2 separate regions of the Homo sapiens genome follow, and region 1 is linked to region 2. Evidence: read pairs that join two places in POLR2A ChIA-PET (ENCODE). Cell type or tissue: OCI-LY7. All regions are shown on one strand.

The links. ChIA-PET counts read pairs that join two places held together with the same protein. Peaks named below come from ENCODE experiments on the same cell type or tissue, not always from the same donor. Only the 100,000 strongest peaks of a DNase experiment are listed, where the experiment ranks them.
Region 1: POLR2A ChIA-PET joins it to region 2 with 12 read pairs; 3 of 35 experiments call an interaction of 5 or more read pairs at or near these places.

The regions. Positions count from the first base shown.
Region 1 is chr19:41,294,504-41,302,503 of GRCh38, forward strand. It overlaps HNRNPUL1 (heterogeneous nuclear ribonucleoprotein U like 1), which reads left to right. Exons shown (of 15, transcript NM_007040.6): 10 at 55-183; 11 at 7,033-7,201. Among named protein-coding and RNA genes, the nearest start is that of CCDC97, 12 kb to the right of the region's middle. RefSeq lists a silencer at 3,741-4,035 and an enhancer at 5,985-7,184. In OCI-LY7, no CTCF peak of the experiment used is centred here; a DNase peak (open chromatin) is centred at 3,278; H3K27ac peaks cover 1,518 bases.
Region 2 is chr19:41,405,000-41,412,999 of GRCh38, forward strand. BCKDHA (branched chain keto acid dehydrogenase E1 subunit alpha) reads left to right here. Exons shown (of 9, transcript NM_000709.4): 2 at 5,638-5,817; 3 at 5,924-6,010. Among named protein-coding and RNA genes, the nearest start is that of BCKDHA, 11 kb to the left of the region's middle. RefSeq lists enhancers at 1,572-2,526, 2,527-3,482, 4,792-4,841. In OCI-LY7, a CTCF peak has its summit at 3,430; a DNase peak (open chromatin) is centred at 3,432.

The DNA.
Region 1 (8,000 bases), 110 kb before region 2:
TGAGTGCTGCCCTGCAACTAAAATCACTCACCCCTCACCAATTCCTGCCCGCAGGTGATGGGCCTACGCCGGCAGCGGAACTATGCTGGCCGCTGGGATGTCCTGATCCAGCAGGCCACCCAGTGCCTCAACCGCCTCATCCAGATTGCTGCCCGCAAGAAACGCAACTATATCCTAGATCAGGTACTTAATGATGACCATTGTGTCCTCAGGAGAAGGGAGGGGACCCCTTGCATGCCTGAGAATCTCCCTCTGGTCCCTTTCTTTTTTCCCCCGTAATGATGATGGACTGCTGTGCTAGTCGGGGGGGTCAGACCTTGTCATACATGATGACATGGTACTACACACAGCTGAGCCTGGACTGGGATCATGATCTAGGCCTACTTACTCAGACTCATCAGCAGCCCCAAAGAACATCAGGTAAGAACTGTTTAGCAAAATGGAAGGAGTATGGATTTCCAAGCCTGAGAGACTGGAGCTTGAATGCCAGCTCGGCTACTCCCTAGCTCTGTGCCTTTGGGCAGCTGACTTTATTCTCTGAATCTCCATCTCTTGGTTTGTAAAACAGGGATCTCAATACCATCTGCACCCCTAACGCAGGACCTGGCACTTAGTAGCTGGTGATTATTGTTAAATACTCTACAGAATAGGTAGAGTAGCTTTCATGCCAACAGCAGTGCTGTAAGGTAAATGCTATTATTGCTTCCGTCATTTTCTCTTCACAAATACGTATGACTGGCAGGTACATACCTAAGTCATATTTTCTACCTACACTTCAGTTAATGGTGGAGTTCTTAACATCAGGGACCTTGGAACCTTTGTATTTGAACATAAATATTGTATGCAGCTGCAGGTGTATCCTTTTTATGAAAAAGAAGGGAAAAAAAAACAGTTTTTTGTCCCTATCTTTCAGCATTCTCAAAAGGATGAGTGACCCAAAAATCATTACAGATTCCTGTCTCAGAGTAATGAGTTCCACATGGTTATTGCCTATGCAACGTCATTGCCTATTGACATTTGTCCTGAAGGCTTTCACAAGTAACAAAGGGTGTCTCCTTATTTTCTATGTTTGGGGATCTGTGAATGAGCCTCTGTTCCCTTCAGCCTTGCATTTGTGCTTTCTTAAGAACCTGTGAGTGAGCAAATATGTAAACTAAGTAACACCCTGCCCTTGTAGCCTTCCTGAAGTGCCTTCCATACGTGTAGGCCTGGATACTTGGTGACCATGAGTTCAAAGGGCTCCTGATAAGAGTGGAGGTGGGGACAGCGTTTGGCTTTGTCAGAATGGTAGTTTGCTTGTTAGAAAGGAATCGCCAGAGACCGAGTTGCCTTCACATAGGAATGAGGATCCTACACAAAACAGTTGAGCACAGGATAGTCTAAAAGCCATCCGTGGTTATCCCCCCAGCTCATATTGTGTACAATCAGTGTTCTCTCCGCTTTGAAGATTTGTCTTTTAAACCCTTGGCCTCACTTTACCTGATCCTCCTTGTCGGGGCATTCAAGAATTTTTTTAGTCTGTATTGACCCCAGTTGGACTCATTGTCGTGAAAGGGAGAGCAGTAATACCATTTTAACACTCTGAGGATACATACCTCTTTTGGATACCCTAGCCAGTATTCCTCCCTGTCTTTTTCTTGGTTTGCTGGTTAAATCAGCTGTGAAACTCATTTCAAATATGTGGCCTAGGGGAGAATGATTATAGTCTAGAGTGGATCGTCTAACATCTCTGTCCAGGATGCTGAAGTGGGTTTTCTCTGGAAGCCAGGCCCATGACAGCTTTGCACTCTGAAGACCTACTGTCAGCCTTCTTGGCTGCTGCTGGCTTGTTCAGGGACAGGGTCTAGGGCTGTACCAGGTATGCCTGTGGTCTTCAGGGCTACCAGCCTCCTGCTTAAGGGACATGTGGGTCAGGCCAAGAGATCTTGGCCAACAATGAGACAGAGAACCTAAACTCTGAAGGCTGGGGAGGAGGGTTCTCTGGTTAACCACAGATTGGAGGATTGCCTCGGGGCCTGAAGCCATAGGCTACTCAGGCTGAGGGAGGGATTGTAAAGCCAGTGGTTTCACCTGTTTTGGCCTAAACCCCAAAAGTGGGTTCCAGAAAACTCTGGGTATGAGAAAGAGGGAGGGGGAAGTTGTGTGTTTGTGTATAGAGGGTTCAGAGCAGGCCCCTGGCCAATCCTGGCACTTCCATTCCACCAGCTTTGGCGGTGACAGGTAAGTTGATGATGCATAGCTGTCTCCTGGGCTAGGTGGAATTTCCAAAGGGGAAACCCATACTACAGGCAAAATCCCTGCAGTTCCTGGATCTCAGCCCAGAACCATCTTTTGCCTTTACTGGTTTTTCCTGAGTGGTCAGATCTCCCCAGATTTGGCTCTTCCAGCCTCCTGTTATGTAGGTTGGCCTTAGAAATGCTCATCCTTGAGAGGGAAGGAGAGGTTGTCTGCAGAAGCCAGGTGGGCCTTTGTAAGCCAGGATTCTGTGTTTGTCTGGCCAGGACTCTAACTCCTACCCTGGGATGTATGTGATTGGGCACAAACTCTCAGGTATATCGGGGCTTTGACCTACATTCTGTGATAACCTGAGTAGCCTTTTGAGATGATGTGGGCATCACAGCTGTGGAACATCAGAAGAGGAAAAAGAGGTAGACCAGAGAGGAAGCTGAAGCCTCTGCAGAGGACTATAGGACTGCTAAGTCACGCACTCAGTGTACTGATAGATCACAGCTCTGCTGACTTCCCAAACAGCCATAGTCTAGAATGGTTGGGGCCATGGTGGGAATTTGGGGAAGCTTTCTGGAGGTGGAATGTCTGAGTCGGGGCACAGAGGATGATTAAAAGAGTTGGGGCTTTGTCCTGAGGAGAGTGGGGAGTCATGGTTAGGTTTTCATCCGGAGGAATGTGGATAAATTTGCCTGGCTAGTAAAAGGCTGCAGAGGAGAGAGAAAGGTGGAGTAGAAGGCCACATTGCTTCAGGTGTCTCTTTGGGGTCCTCTGTTGGAGGTGGGAAGCCTCTGGAATGAGATGCTTTCTGGCCTTGTCCCAGAGGGCCTCAAAATGGAGTACAGAACAGGAACTGACTGGCCTGCTGTGAGGCAAACAAGTTGCCTTTCTGGAGGCTTCTGGGGAGCCTCCGCAGGGCCATGTTGCCCAAGCCCACCCCAGAGTAGGGCACTGTTGCCTGGGAGTTCCGTTAGAGGGCTCTAACAGCTAGAGCCAGGCCAGGCATCAGTTAGAATCAGGGCTGGATGGGTTGACGTCACAGTCAGAACATGTCGTTCTAGTCCTCATTTGCATCCTGGTCAGCAGGTGCCACACTTTCGCCTGAAACAGAAACCCAGGGCTAGAATAGTCTCCCACCGTAACCTGTGTCTTATTTGCAGGCCTTGGAGGAAGGATGTTTCTTTCCTTCATCCCCAGCCAGCCATCCCTAGAGCCTGAAGCCCATTCCATTCTTGACACACCAGCCAGTTCTCTTCCTATAAATGTGGTTCTTTTGACTGGAATTCACCTCACTCTGAGCCCAAAGTAAATCTTTCCTCATCAGCCTTCACTTTGCTCCTCAGATCTAGCTAGGTTTCTCCTGCTGCCAGTATGACCCTGGTGAGCTGTGACAAGTGAGAGTAGACAGGGACAGTGGGGCTTGAGAGATCCTGGGCTGTCACATCATCATTCGTACCTGCTGTGTTCCCTCCTCCCTCCCTCAGACTGTTATACACCAAAACTCCCCATATAGCTTCTCTGAGAAACCCAACTCTTGTCCCTTAGTCCATGTCACAGGGTTCAGGGAACACAGACAGCCACATTTTCTCTTGGAATCAACATCTTCAAGCAGGGTGGGACTGGGAGAAGCAGAAGCTAGGCAGAGGGAACCAAAGCAGCTGGAAAAGCTGACCTAGCTGTTGTGCTGGTCTCATAGCAACAGCTGCCAGCAGCCCCCAGCGACCACAGAAGTGCTGGGCTGGCCCAGGGGCTGTGACCTCACTGTGTTTGCTGTGGCAACAGCCACCAGCAGCTAATTCCCTTTCCTCCAGGAAAGCCAAGTATTTGCATTTCTGCTGGTGTGGTTTAGATACTCTTCTTCCCTTCCCCAAACGAAGGAGTAAGTGGAGGGAGGTGCAGTCTTAAAAACCACTGCTGAGTTGATTCTCAGCACCTCAATTCCAAAGTGCCTGAGAAGCCATCTCTGAGTCTACCCACTTCCAAGGACAAAGGCCAGCTATTTATAAGTCCAATCTGCTCCACCTCCATTCCTCTCATCCCATGAAGCTGCAGGGGCTAGCCGTCTTGGCAGCATTGCTTCTCTTCTCTGTCCCCTCATCAGGACATTGACAGGGCAGTTGTACCACATGGAAGACCTCCAGGACTGTCACTCCATGCCCTCGCAGTTCAGAGGAATCAAAGTAGGATCACTTAGGGGCAAAAAAAAAAAAATGCAGAATGGTCTGGGGCCATATTCACCCTGGCACCTACCTACTCTGAGCTTTTGTGTCAGAAGAAAATTATATTTAGCTGAGGAAGCCAAACTCTTTCTTCCTATGACCAGATGCCACGTTCTGCTTTGGTTTTAGGAATGGAGTCAAAGAAGAGTAGTGGGGAGAGGGGACTTAACTTTTCCTCTGTAACATGATGTTCCTTTTCAAACCATTTGTGGCCCAAGTGCTCTTTGTGGGCCGGTGTCCAAGACCCCAAGAACAGTATGTGTGTGCCTGTCACCCACATGACTGCCCACATCCTCCTTCGTGAGGGTAGGGACACTTTCCCTGGGGGACAGGGAAGAACATTTTTTCCTGGCGCGTGTTTCAGGGCCAGAGGATCTGGTTAGTTTAAGCAACTGCACCCACGGCCCCAGAACTTCCAGCAGATTTGTGCTGGAGTCCTTGGCCCCTGGCTAATCCACATCCAGCACCCTGTTCCTATGTCTTAGAAGACGATCTCTTGAAACCTTGTTTTTTCCTCAAGCTTCAATTTTCCTTGGTATTTTCCATTGGGAAGCCTCTCCTGGATAGTCAGTCCTGTAGGTCTTATTTTCAGATCCACTCTGGGTGTTGACTTTTCACTGCCCACTCCTTTGGCACTAGCCAGAGATTTTTACATCTGCAAATGCTCTCCAGAGCCAGGACGAGGGTGATGATCCTTGTCTTTCAGACGAGGAAATTTGAGACTCAGGCTACTTGGGGACTTGTCTGAGTCTCACAAATAGTAAAGGGCACAGCGGGGATTTCAAGCCCAAGTTTCTTCCCCAAAGCCTGTGTTCATTCCACCCTGTCTCACTGTTCCTGCTTTTCTGCTTGGGAGGTCACTATAAGCTTAACCTTTTCTTTGGTCTGAGTTGCTTCAAGTCAACATGACAGTATAAATATCTACCCAGTGATGACCACATCAATGGCAGCTCACAGTTGTTGAGTGTTGGCTATGAGCCAGGGCCTGGGCTTAGACGAGGGCTTTTACTCACGTGGACTCATTCAGTCCTCACAGCAACCCTAAGACATCCATGCCGTTTTCCCTTTTCAGGGCTTGATTTTACAGAGGAGCAGGCTGAGGCTGGGCCATCCCAGTGCACTGCCCGCTTCCTGTCAAGGTGTCTTCTGCCCTGGAGGCCACCTGTGTCCCCCTACTTGAGTAGTTTCTTGCACTTTGTCAATTGCTTTATGGACATTCTCTTACTCAGTCCTTGCCAGCCCAGGGAGGGAGGCTTTTCAACCCCGTATTACAGATGAGGCAACTATAAGGACTGGCCAAGGTATGTTAGTAGCCACACCAGGACTTGACCCTAGACTCTTTGCACCCAAGCAGGCCACATCTTCAGAATACATTTTTTTTTTTTTGGTCCATTTGTATATACCCCTTTACAGACTGTTTTCCCCATCTGTGGCTTCTTTCTTGGGTCCCTATTAGAGCCACTAAAAAATTGTTTAAATGCAGTTAAAAACTCCTTACTCCGTTTCTGCTGAGTTCCTGAGTTTCCATAGGGAGGGTACCTGTATAGGTGCCTGGGTCTTACTTCTAGAGGTTCAGGCTCAGGAAGTCTCAAATGAAGTTTGAGCTGCTCACTTTTTAAGTAGTGTCCTCGTGATTCAAGTATACAGGCTGAGTCTATGGAACCCTGAATCCAACAGAGGTAGGCCCCATTCCCAAAGGGCCCGACATGAAGGAGGTGTTCGGTAAATGGAAGCCGATGTTGTTACTGCTCTCAACCACATATGTGCTAGAGCACCGCTCTGCCAGCACCAGCCCAGGACACACCTGCCATCACTTAGAGGAAGGGAAGGAAACATTAGGAGCAAAACTGCACTTGCGAAAAGCAGAGTCTCCTGATGTGTAGAGCTTGCTGGTTAGAAGCTTGTGGGTGAGGCTGATGTTTCAGAGAAGGACTGAGGGAATAAAAGAACCAATGTTAATAAGAACAAACTACAAAACTGTCCAAAGGAGCTGGTTAATTAGTAGCATAGCTAATCTATAGGTATTACACAGCCATTAAAAAAGAATACTGCACAGAAAAACTTCAGAGAAAGTTTCACGTTACATGAAAAAGCCTCAGGAGGATGTGCATAATACAATTCTTTTTGTGTAAAAAAATCACATAGATATTTCTAAAAGTGCACGGAAGAAATTCATTCTTCATTCTCTCTGGGAAGTAGGGCTGGCACTAAGGGAACACAGGGGTTTTTCCTCTAAACTTTATGCCTTATACTGTGAATTTTTTTACCAAGAGTATGTATTAGCTTTTAGAATAGGGAAAAGAAATTGTAAGGTCCAGTACCAAGAACAAATAGGATTAAAAAGCAAAGTCCCAACCATTAGGAATCCTTTGCCCTGTGCCTGTCTGCAGCCACTTACCTAAGTCAATTCATTTGCTGAGGGTGACTCAAGAATCTTCTAAGTAAAGAAGAGCTGTTTCCTGAGTTTCTCTGCTTACAAGGAGCACTGATATCCTTTTCTCAGTCCCTGGCCTACATAATACCCCTCAGAGGAAAAAACCAACTCTTAATGTACCATCTCTTGCCTCTTCTGTTACCTTACCCTTAGACAAATGTTTATGGGTCAGCCCAGAGACGAAAAATGAGACCATTTGAAGGCTTCCAGCGCAAAGCTATTGTAATTTGTCCCACTGACGAGGACCTAAAAGACCGAACAATAAAGCGAACCGACGAGGAAGGGAAGGATGTCCCAGATCATGCGGTCTTAGAAATGAAAGGTAGGAAATGAGTGCTTCCCAGAGGAACGTCAATGCAGGGTCCTGGAGAGAAGAAGCTCTTTACTCAGTTTGTCCTTCCCTGGCTCCCCAGTGATTTCTTTTTTGATCTTACTCTTTCTTTGCTTCTGCTTTGTCCCTTCCTTGTCTACCACAGCTGTGAATGGAAAAGCTACCCATCTGTCTTATGTTGGGGTTTTCAGGCTGGATGGGGCTGGGGCAGCACAAGGGAAAGGATGTATGGGAGCTAAAGCTGAAAGTCCTGTGTGCTCACCCTGCCTCTGGTCCCAGATGGGCTGACTGTGGGCAGGCCTCAGTTTGTTTCTCTGTAAATATAGGGATGGTGATGCCATCTGTCTGACCCATTCCCTGGGGTGAGGCCTGAGGGAGCTGTGCACTGTGTCTAGGTGGGTCTTAGCCACCTCTTCAGAAAACGGAGGAGTCTTTGTTAGCCCCTGACACTTAGCAGGCTGAGGGGTTGGGGCTTTGTCTACCTCTTTCTCTCTCTCTCTGTTTTTTTTTTTTTTTTTTTTTGGAGAGGGAGTCTTGCCCTGTCACCCAGGCTGGAGTATAGTGGTGCGATCTTGGCTCACCGCAACCTCCGCCTCCTGAGTTCACCCAGTTCTCCTGCCTCAGCCTCCCGAGTAGCTGGGACTACAGGTGTCCACCACCATGCCTGGCTAATTTTTGTATTTTTAGTAGAGATGGGGTTTTGCCATGTTGGCCAGGCTGGTCTTGAACTCCTGACCTCAGGTGATCCACCCGCCTCGGCCTCCCAAAGTGCTGGGATTACAGGCGTGAG
Region 2 (8,000 bases):
TCTTGATTATAACTTGTGTGTTCAGTGTTTGTCATTCATCCCTCCCTGTCTCTAGCCTTCAGTTCAGGGCATGATTTGGAGCAAATGTTCAGTATCTGTTTAACAAGAACAATCATGAGAAATACTTACTCACTACTTGTGTTTATGAAACATTATGTGCCAGGCACTGGGCTGAGCAATCCACACAGGTCAACTCGGTTAATCCTCATGACAACCCCTGAGATAAGTACTTATACCACCCTCGGTGTACACAGGAGGAAACTGAGGCTCAGGGAGTTTTTCTTTAAAAATTTTTTCTTTTTTTTTTCCTTGAGACAGGTCTTACTTTGTCACCCAGGCTGGAGTGCAGTGGTGTGATCTTGGCTCACTGCAGCCTCTTGGGCTCCAGCGATCCTCCCACCTCAGCCCCTCAAGTAGTTGGGGAGTACAGGTGTGCACCACCATGCCCAGCTAATTTTTTGTAGGGATGGGGTCTTGCCATGTTATCCAGGCTGGTCTTGAACTCCTGGGCTCAAGCGATCCTCCCTCCTTGGCCTCCCAAAGTGCTGGTATTACAAGTGTGAACCACCACACCTGGCCTTAAATTTTATTTATATATTTATTTTTGTAGAGACGAGGTCTCACTATGTTTCCCAGGCTGGCCTCGAACTCCTGGACTCAAGTGATCCTCTTGCCTCAGCCTCCAGAGTAGCTAGAATTACAGGCGTCTGCCACTGCACTTGGCTCAGGGAGTTTAAGTCACATAATCAGGCAGCGGTCTGCTCAGTTAGAGTCCATGCGCTTAGCCATGGTGCCTTCAAGTGACTCCACCAGGGTCACCCCAGTACTTCCTGGGCAGACCAGACCATCCAGAGCGGGCAGGTTGTGCTTTCCTGCATGGTGGGAGAGGACGTGGCATGAAGCTTTGTGTAAATCTGTGCAGCCTCTGCCATTGTAAATCACTGGCCACCGGGACAGACTCCCCCACCCCCTTCCAAAAACTAGAGGAACAGATGGGTGGAGTCGCATCCTTCCTCTGCAGGCATTTGGCCACCCACTCCCATTATGGAGCATTTCCTCAGGACCAGGCACAGCGTGGAGCCCTTTGCATAGCTCACTGAATTGGGGCAGCAACCCTGGGGCTGGGGACTACCATTATCTCCACCAGCCCAGCAAAGAGGGGAGGAGGGTACAGCCGAGACCCAGCTGCAGTATGTGGAGCACACTGGGGTGCCGTGAAGATAGCTGTCCAGCCTCTAGAGGCTGACAGTCCTGCCCTGACACAGTGGTTTGTTCTCAGACTCTGGCCTCCCCTCTTAGTGCCCGTCTGAAGACTTCAGCCTTCGGTCCTCTTCCATCAGCATGCCGTCTCCCCTGTGCCTCAGTCTCCCTCTCTGGAGTATCTGCTGGGGCCACAGTTTGGTTTTATTGTTCTTTGAGACAGGGTATCACTTTGTTGCCCAGGCTGGAGTGCAATGGTGCAGTCATGGCTCACTGCAGCCTTGACCTCCTGGGCTCAAGCCATCCTCTCACCTCAGCCTCCCGCAACTCCAGTATCTGGACTACATGTAAATGCCACCATTCCCAGCTAATTTTTTTTTTTTTTTTTAGATAGAGTCTCACTCTTGTCACCCAGGCTGGAGTGCAATGGTGCCATCTTGGCTCACTGCAACATCCGCCTCCCAGGTTCAAGCCATTCTCCTGCCTCAGCCTCCCAAGTAGCTGGGATTACAGGCACCTACCATCATGCACGGCTGTTTTTTGTATTTTTAGTAGAGACAGGGTTTCACTATGTTGGCCAGGCTGGTCTTGAACTCCTGACCTCAGGTGATCTGCCTGCCTCGGACTCCCAAAGTGCTGGGATTACAGGCGTGAGCCACCACGCCCAGCCTTCCTGGCTAATTTAAAAATTTTTCAGAGACGAGGGTTTTGCCTAGGCTGGACTCACTATGTTGCCTAGGCTGATCTCGAACCACTGGCCTTAAGTGATCCTCCCACCTCAGCCTCCCAAAGTACTGGGATTACAGGCATGAGCCGCTGCACATCGCCACAGTTTGATTTTAGTATCCACTTTAAGGTGCAGTTAGTTCTTCCCAGCTCCTCTTTTCCCTATCTCATACAGTGTAGTCACTTCCCTTTCTCCCACTTCTCACCTTCCTAGATTTTGTTTTTCTCTCTCTTACCAAGTTTTGAGTATGTAATACGTCCCAGATCGGTGCTGAACCCCTGGTGTGAGTTAACTTAGCAACTTTTCACGTGGTGTTCTGCAGCCTTCTTACAGATAAGGAAATTCAGAGAGGTGAAGTGTTTTTGCAGAGAGCCACACAATGAGCTAAGAAATTAGAACCCAGGGCAGTTGAACTCCAGAGCCAGGGAACTTAACAGCCCATTCATGCATTCACTCAGGAATTCCCTCTTGAGTGCCTGCTGTGAAGGCAACCTGGACGCTGTCTCTGCCTTCCTGGGATTGTGGTGTGTGTGGGAGACAGACACGAAACAAAGCAATCTTCTAGGTCAGTGTCTGGCTATGCTGGGTACTCAGAAGGGGGAAGCACTGTGCTGCAAGAGGCCGGCTGTTTCCTCCTCACAAGGGGAGGCCTGCAGTGACATTGCCAGGCCTGAATCTGCCCTGCCATTGGGAGTGTAATTTCCTCACGACTACAAATGCAAATAAATACACACACTGAACATGCTACCCCGCTAGAACTGTGGACAGCTTGTTCACTGCAGTTAAAGGAAGACGGAGGGACACATTTGAGCACGCATGTGTGAGATCCAGCTTGTGGCAAACCCTGCCATTCTTTAACATCTGTGGGAAGTGAAGCCACCATTACTGACCTCGGAGGAATCCCGGGAGTAGTGGGAAGAAAAGTTGCAGATGTTTGAAAATCAGGCTGCAGGGGCAGTTGGGGTGAGGAGCATGGATGTCTAGGAGCCTGAATCTCAGCGTTGGAAGCCCAGTTCTGATGTAATTTTTTTTTTTTTTTTTTTTTTTGAGACAGGGTCTCACTTTGTCCCCCAGGCTGGAGTGCAGTGGCACAGTCTCAGCTCACTACAGCCTCATCCTTCCAGGTTCAAGCAGTCCTCCTGCCTCAGCCTCCCAAGTAGCTGGGACCACAGGCATGTGTCACCATGCCTTTCTAATGTTTGTATTTTTTTGTGGAGACAGGGTTTCTCACTGTTGCCCAGGCTGGTCTCAAACTCCTGAGCTCATGTGATCCTCCTGCCTTGGCCTTCCAAAGTGCTAGGATTACAGGCGTAAGCCACTGCCCAGCATCCCCACCTTTTTTTTTTTTTTTTTAAATTTGTGGTTTGGTGCAGGTTATTTTACCTCCCCAGGCCTCGGTTTCCTCATCTACTCAAGGGCAATGGCAGATAATCAACCTCACAAATTCCCCGAGGAGTTAGTAGGCTTGTGCCTGCCAGGCTCAGCTGGCTTACAGCAGGTGCTTCATAAGGGGGAGCTATTGCAACGCCTCGGCTGGTTCTAGGCTGCCTAGCTCCAGAGCTAAGAGTCCCAGTGGGTTCATATCCCTTTGAGCATTTATAGGCTTCTCACAGGTCTCCTGGGCTTTCTCAGCCATTCCTCATCTGACCTGAGGAGGTGTGATGTCCTTGCAGGACTCCTCCAGCCCCTCTGAGCTTTTTTTTTTGTTTGAGACAGCATGTTGCTCTGTTGCCCAGGCTGGAGTGCAGTGGTGTGATCATGGCTTACTGCAGCCTCCACCTCCTGGGGTCAAGCGATTCTCCCACCTCAGCCTTCCAAGTAGCTGGGACTATAGGTGTATGTTACCATGCTTGAGTAATTTTTAAAATTTTTTGTAGAGATGTGATCTCAGGCTGGTCTTGAACTCCTGGGCTCACCTGGGCTCAAGTAATCCTTGAGCCCAAAGTGTTGGGATTACAGATATGAGCCACCTTGCCAGGCCCTGAGCTCCTTCTGTCTTCCATGAAGGACACACTATTCCTTGCCTTTTGTCTTTTTTTGTGTGTGTGGCAGGGTCTCTGTTGCCCAGGCTGGGATGTGTTGGTGCAATCTGGGCTTATTGCAACCTCCGCTTCCCGGATTCAAGTGATTCTCCTGCCTCAGCCTCTTGAGTAGCTGGGATTACAGGTGTGCGCAACCACGCCCAGCTAATTTTTGTATTTTTGGTAGACATGGGGTTTCACCATGTTGGCCAGGCTGGTCTCAGCCTCCCGAAGTGTTGGGATTACAGGCATAAGCCACTGTGCCTGGCCACTTTTTGTCTTTTGCATGTTCTATACACCTTGCCGAGAATGTGCTTTCCCTGCCTCCTGGTTATCCCTCAGGTTTCAGCTCTAACATCACTTCCCCAGGGAAGCCTTACCCTCGCTTTCTTCTGCTATAGGATAATATGAACCACCATCATTGTTACTTGTTTAGTGTCTGCCCTCCCTGCTAGGCAGCAAGGACAGATATCTTGCCTGTCTTAGGTCCCCAGAACCCAGCACAGGGCTTGGAACATGTCAGGTGCTCAAATATTTGTTGAATGAGTCAGTCTGGGCTCGCAGAGGGAGCTGGGACCAGAGTAGAGTGGACACTGAAGCGTATGTAGCAGTTTGCCAGGCGATAGGGAAAGAGACCTTCTTGTAAAGCAAGCAGAGATGAGAGGGAGAAATGAGAATTGCTAAGATTGTTTTGAGCATTTGTTAGGTGGCTTACAGATGCTTTGCTGAACATTTTATTCATGTGATCTTGTTTAAGCCTCTCATTTCCATGAGGGGTTCTCCATTTTTATAGACAAGGAAGGGGACACGTGGAGAGGGGAAGTTACTTTGCCATATCACCCTCTAAGGGATTTTTTTTTTTTTTTTTTTTTTTGAGATGGAGTCTCACTGTCACCAGGCTAGAGTGCTATGGCGCAATCTCGGCTCACTGCAACCCCCACCTCCCGGGTTCAAGTGATTCTCTTGCCTCAGCCTCCTGAGTAGCTGGGACTACAGGCATGTGCCACCACATCCGGCTAATTTTTCTATTTTTAGTGGGTACAGGGTTTCGCCATGTTGGCCACATTGATCTCGAACTCCTGACCTCAAGTGAGATTCGCCTGCCTCTGCCTCCTAAAGGCAGTAAGGGAATTGAACCTAGGCAGTCTGACTCTTAAGAGCTCAAAGACTTAAGCTCTGTCCTGAGTAGCTTCGCTGGTGTATGGTATAGGGATCAGAAGAGAGCTGGTCTGTATGCCTAGAGGGCATCCTGCAGTGGGCATGTGTGTCTGTGGTCACAGTGGGAGAGAGAGAGGAGGGGGCATCTGTGGCCAGAATGGGGAGGCCTCGAATGCCAGGATGAAGAGTTTGGGCCTATGGTAATGAGAATAGTAATAGCTACCAGTTATTGACTTGCCAGCCACTTGATTGAGTCATTTAACCTCACAACAGTCCTATGGGATAGGTGTTAACTGTTTTCATCCCAGTTTTTCAGATGGGGAAACTGAGACACAGAAGTTGTAGTCAGTTATCCAAAGTGTCGCAGTGAGAAAGTGCTGGAGTTGGGGCTCAGACCCTGTGAGTCAGGCCCCAGAGTTCACTGGGGCCACATGCTCAACCACCATGCCGCCTGCCTGCCGCCGGGGCTGAGCCAGCGGAAACCTGGGTGCTGCTTCTGATGCAGGTGGTCTCCTCTGCTCTCTTCCCCAGCACCCCCCCAGGCAGCAGCAGCAGTTTTCATCTCTGGATGACAAGCCCCAGTTCCCAGGGGCCTCGGCGGAGTTTATAGATAAGTTGGAATTCATCCAGCCCAACGTCATCTCTGGAATCCCCATCTACCGCGTCATGGACCGGCAAGGCCAGATCATCAACCCCAGCGAGGACCCCCACGTGAGAGGCGGCCTCCCCCACTTCCCGTGCCCCCCACGCCCAGGCCCCTTGCCTGTCTCCTCTCTGGTCCCAACTGCCCCACGTCTATCTGTGCCTCCACCCGCAGCTGCCGAAGGAGAAGGTGCTGAAGCTCTACAAGAGCATGACACTGCTTAACACCATGGACCGCATCCTCTATGAGTCTCAGCGGCAGGTGCGTGGGGACAGGACTAGGGGCGGGGGGCTGGAATTACCTGAGGTCCCCTACCTGTGTTTGGGCCAAAGGAATGGCTCCCAAGGAGGACAGATTCTTTTTTGGGGGGGTTCCATAGAGTTCTGAGGGTTCTCTTGGGACTCTGGAGGAGAAGTGTGAGAGCAGTCCTGCCTTAGGGCAGAAGGATGGACCTGATCACTAAAAAACACCTACTGTGTGCCTGGCTGGGGGCTCGCCTGTGTGGGGAGAGGGCAGGGAGAAGGCCTGACAGCCCTTCCTCTTGGAAATGCACAGTCCTGAGAAACAGGGTGGGTCCCCAGTGCTTCCTGGAGTGCTCCAGGGGACCGCCCTAGGCCCATGTGAAATGGGCTGTGATCCCCTGATAAATCCTAGTATCAGGGACAAGGATCCAGTCAAGCCAGTGTCAACAAAGAGGGAAGTTATTGACTCCAATGACCATACATCCAGAGGGTCCTGTTTTGGGGCACAGCTAGATCCAGGGGGTCTTCCAGGCAGGAAGTAGAGGGAAGGCGGAAGGCCAGACATGGCACATCCCAGCTATCCCACACCCCCACCTTTATAGAGCTTTCTGGGTAGTCCCACCTAGTGACATCTGCATACATTTCCTGGGCCACTCCTAGCTGCAGGGGAGACTGAGAAATGTATTAATAATACTTTAGTCCCGGCAGTTGCTGCCTGCGGGAGATTGAGACCTCTGTTAACAGAGGAGGGGAATAGTATACTGGGAAGGCAACCAGGAGCCTCTGCCAGTAGCCCCGAGTCCTGATCCTCAGGGGGCTGGTTGCAGGCTCTTACCCACGCTAACCTGGACAGTCCTGCCAGGCCCTCAGTACTCAGCACCGCCCACTCACTTGGCACTGGAATGTGCATTAACTTTTAATTGGCTCCCCACTTAGAAGAAAGCACACATTCATCAGTTTCCCCCACAGCAACGGGAAAGCCAGGCCTGGGAACACATGGAGGAGGGCACCGCCGAGCCGCGAGGAGCTCTGGCCCCGGGGTGTCCCTCAGGGTGCTGGCCAGGCTGCCTTTGTTCCGCTTTACACATGGCCCTGTGTGATCTCATGTCCATCCGTATGCCAGGGCTGCCCAGAGCCCCAGCCAGACTGCTTGTCAGAGCCCTGCTTGGCTTCTCGCCCTGGATGTCCCACAGCAAACTAATCCTGTCTGAACTTGACCTCGACATCTTCCTCCCAGGCGTGCTCCTTTGCCTCACCTAGTCCGTTTCTCAGTGAAGAGCACCACCATCCACCTGCTTGCCCACACCAGAAACCTCATCTCATCCCTGTCTCCTCCCTCCCCCTTGCTATCCCTTTCTCCCCTCTCATTCCCTCTGTCTGTAGATATTTCTTTTTTTTTTTTTTTTTTACTTTTGAGATGGAGTTTTGCTCTTGTTGCCCAGGCTGGAGTGCAATGGCACGATCTTGGCTCACCGCCTCCCTGGTTCAAGCGATTCTCCTGCCTCAGCCTCCCGAGTAGCTGGGATTACAGGCATGCGCCACCACACCTGGCTAATTTTGTATTTTTAGTAGAGATGGGGTTTCTCCATGTTGGTCAGTCTGGTCTCGAACTCCCTACCTCAGGTGATCTGCCTGCCTTGGCCTCCCAAAATGGTAGGATTATAGGTGTGAGCCACTGCACCCAGCTGTAGCTACTTCTTTTCTTTTATGTTATTTTTATTTATTTATTTAGAGACGGAGTCCACCTCTGTCGCCCAGGCTGGAGTGCAGTGGCGCAATCTCGGCTCACTGCAACCTCCGCCTCCCAGGTTCAAGTGATTCTCCTGCCTTAGCCCCCCAAGTAGCTGGGATTACAGGCGCCCACCACCACACTCGGCTAATTTTTGTATTTTTAGTAGAGATGGGGTTTCACCACATTGGCCAGGCTAGTCTGGAACTCCTGACCTCAAGTGATCCGCCTGCCTTGGCCTCCCAAAGTACCGGGATTACAGGTGTGAGCCACCGTGCCT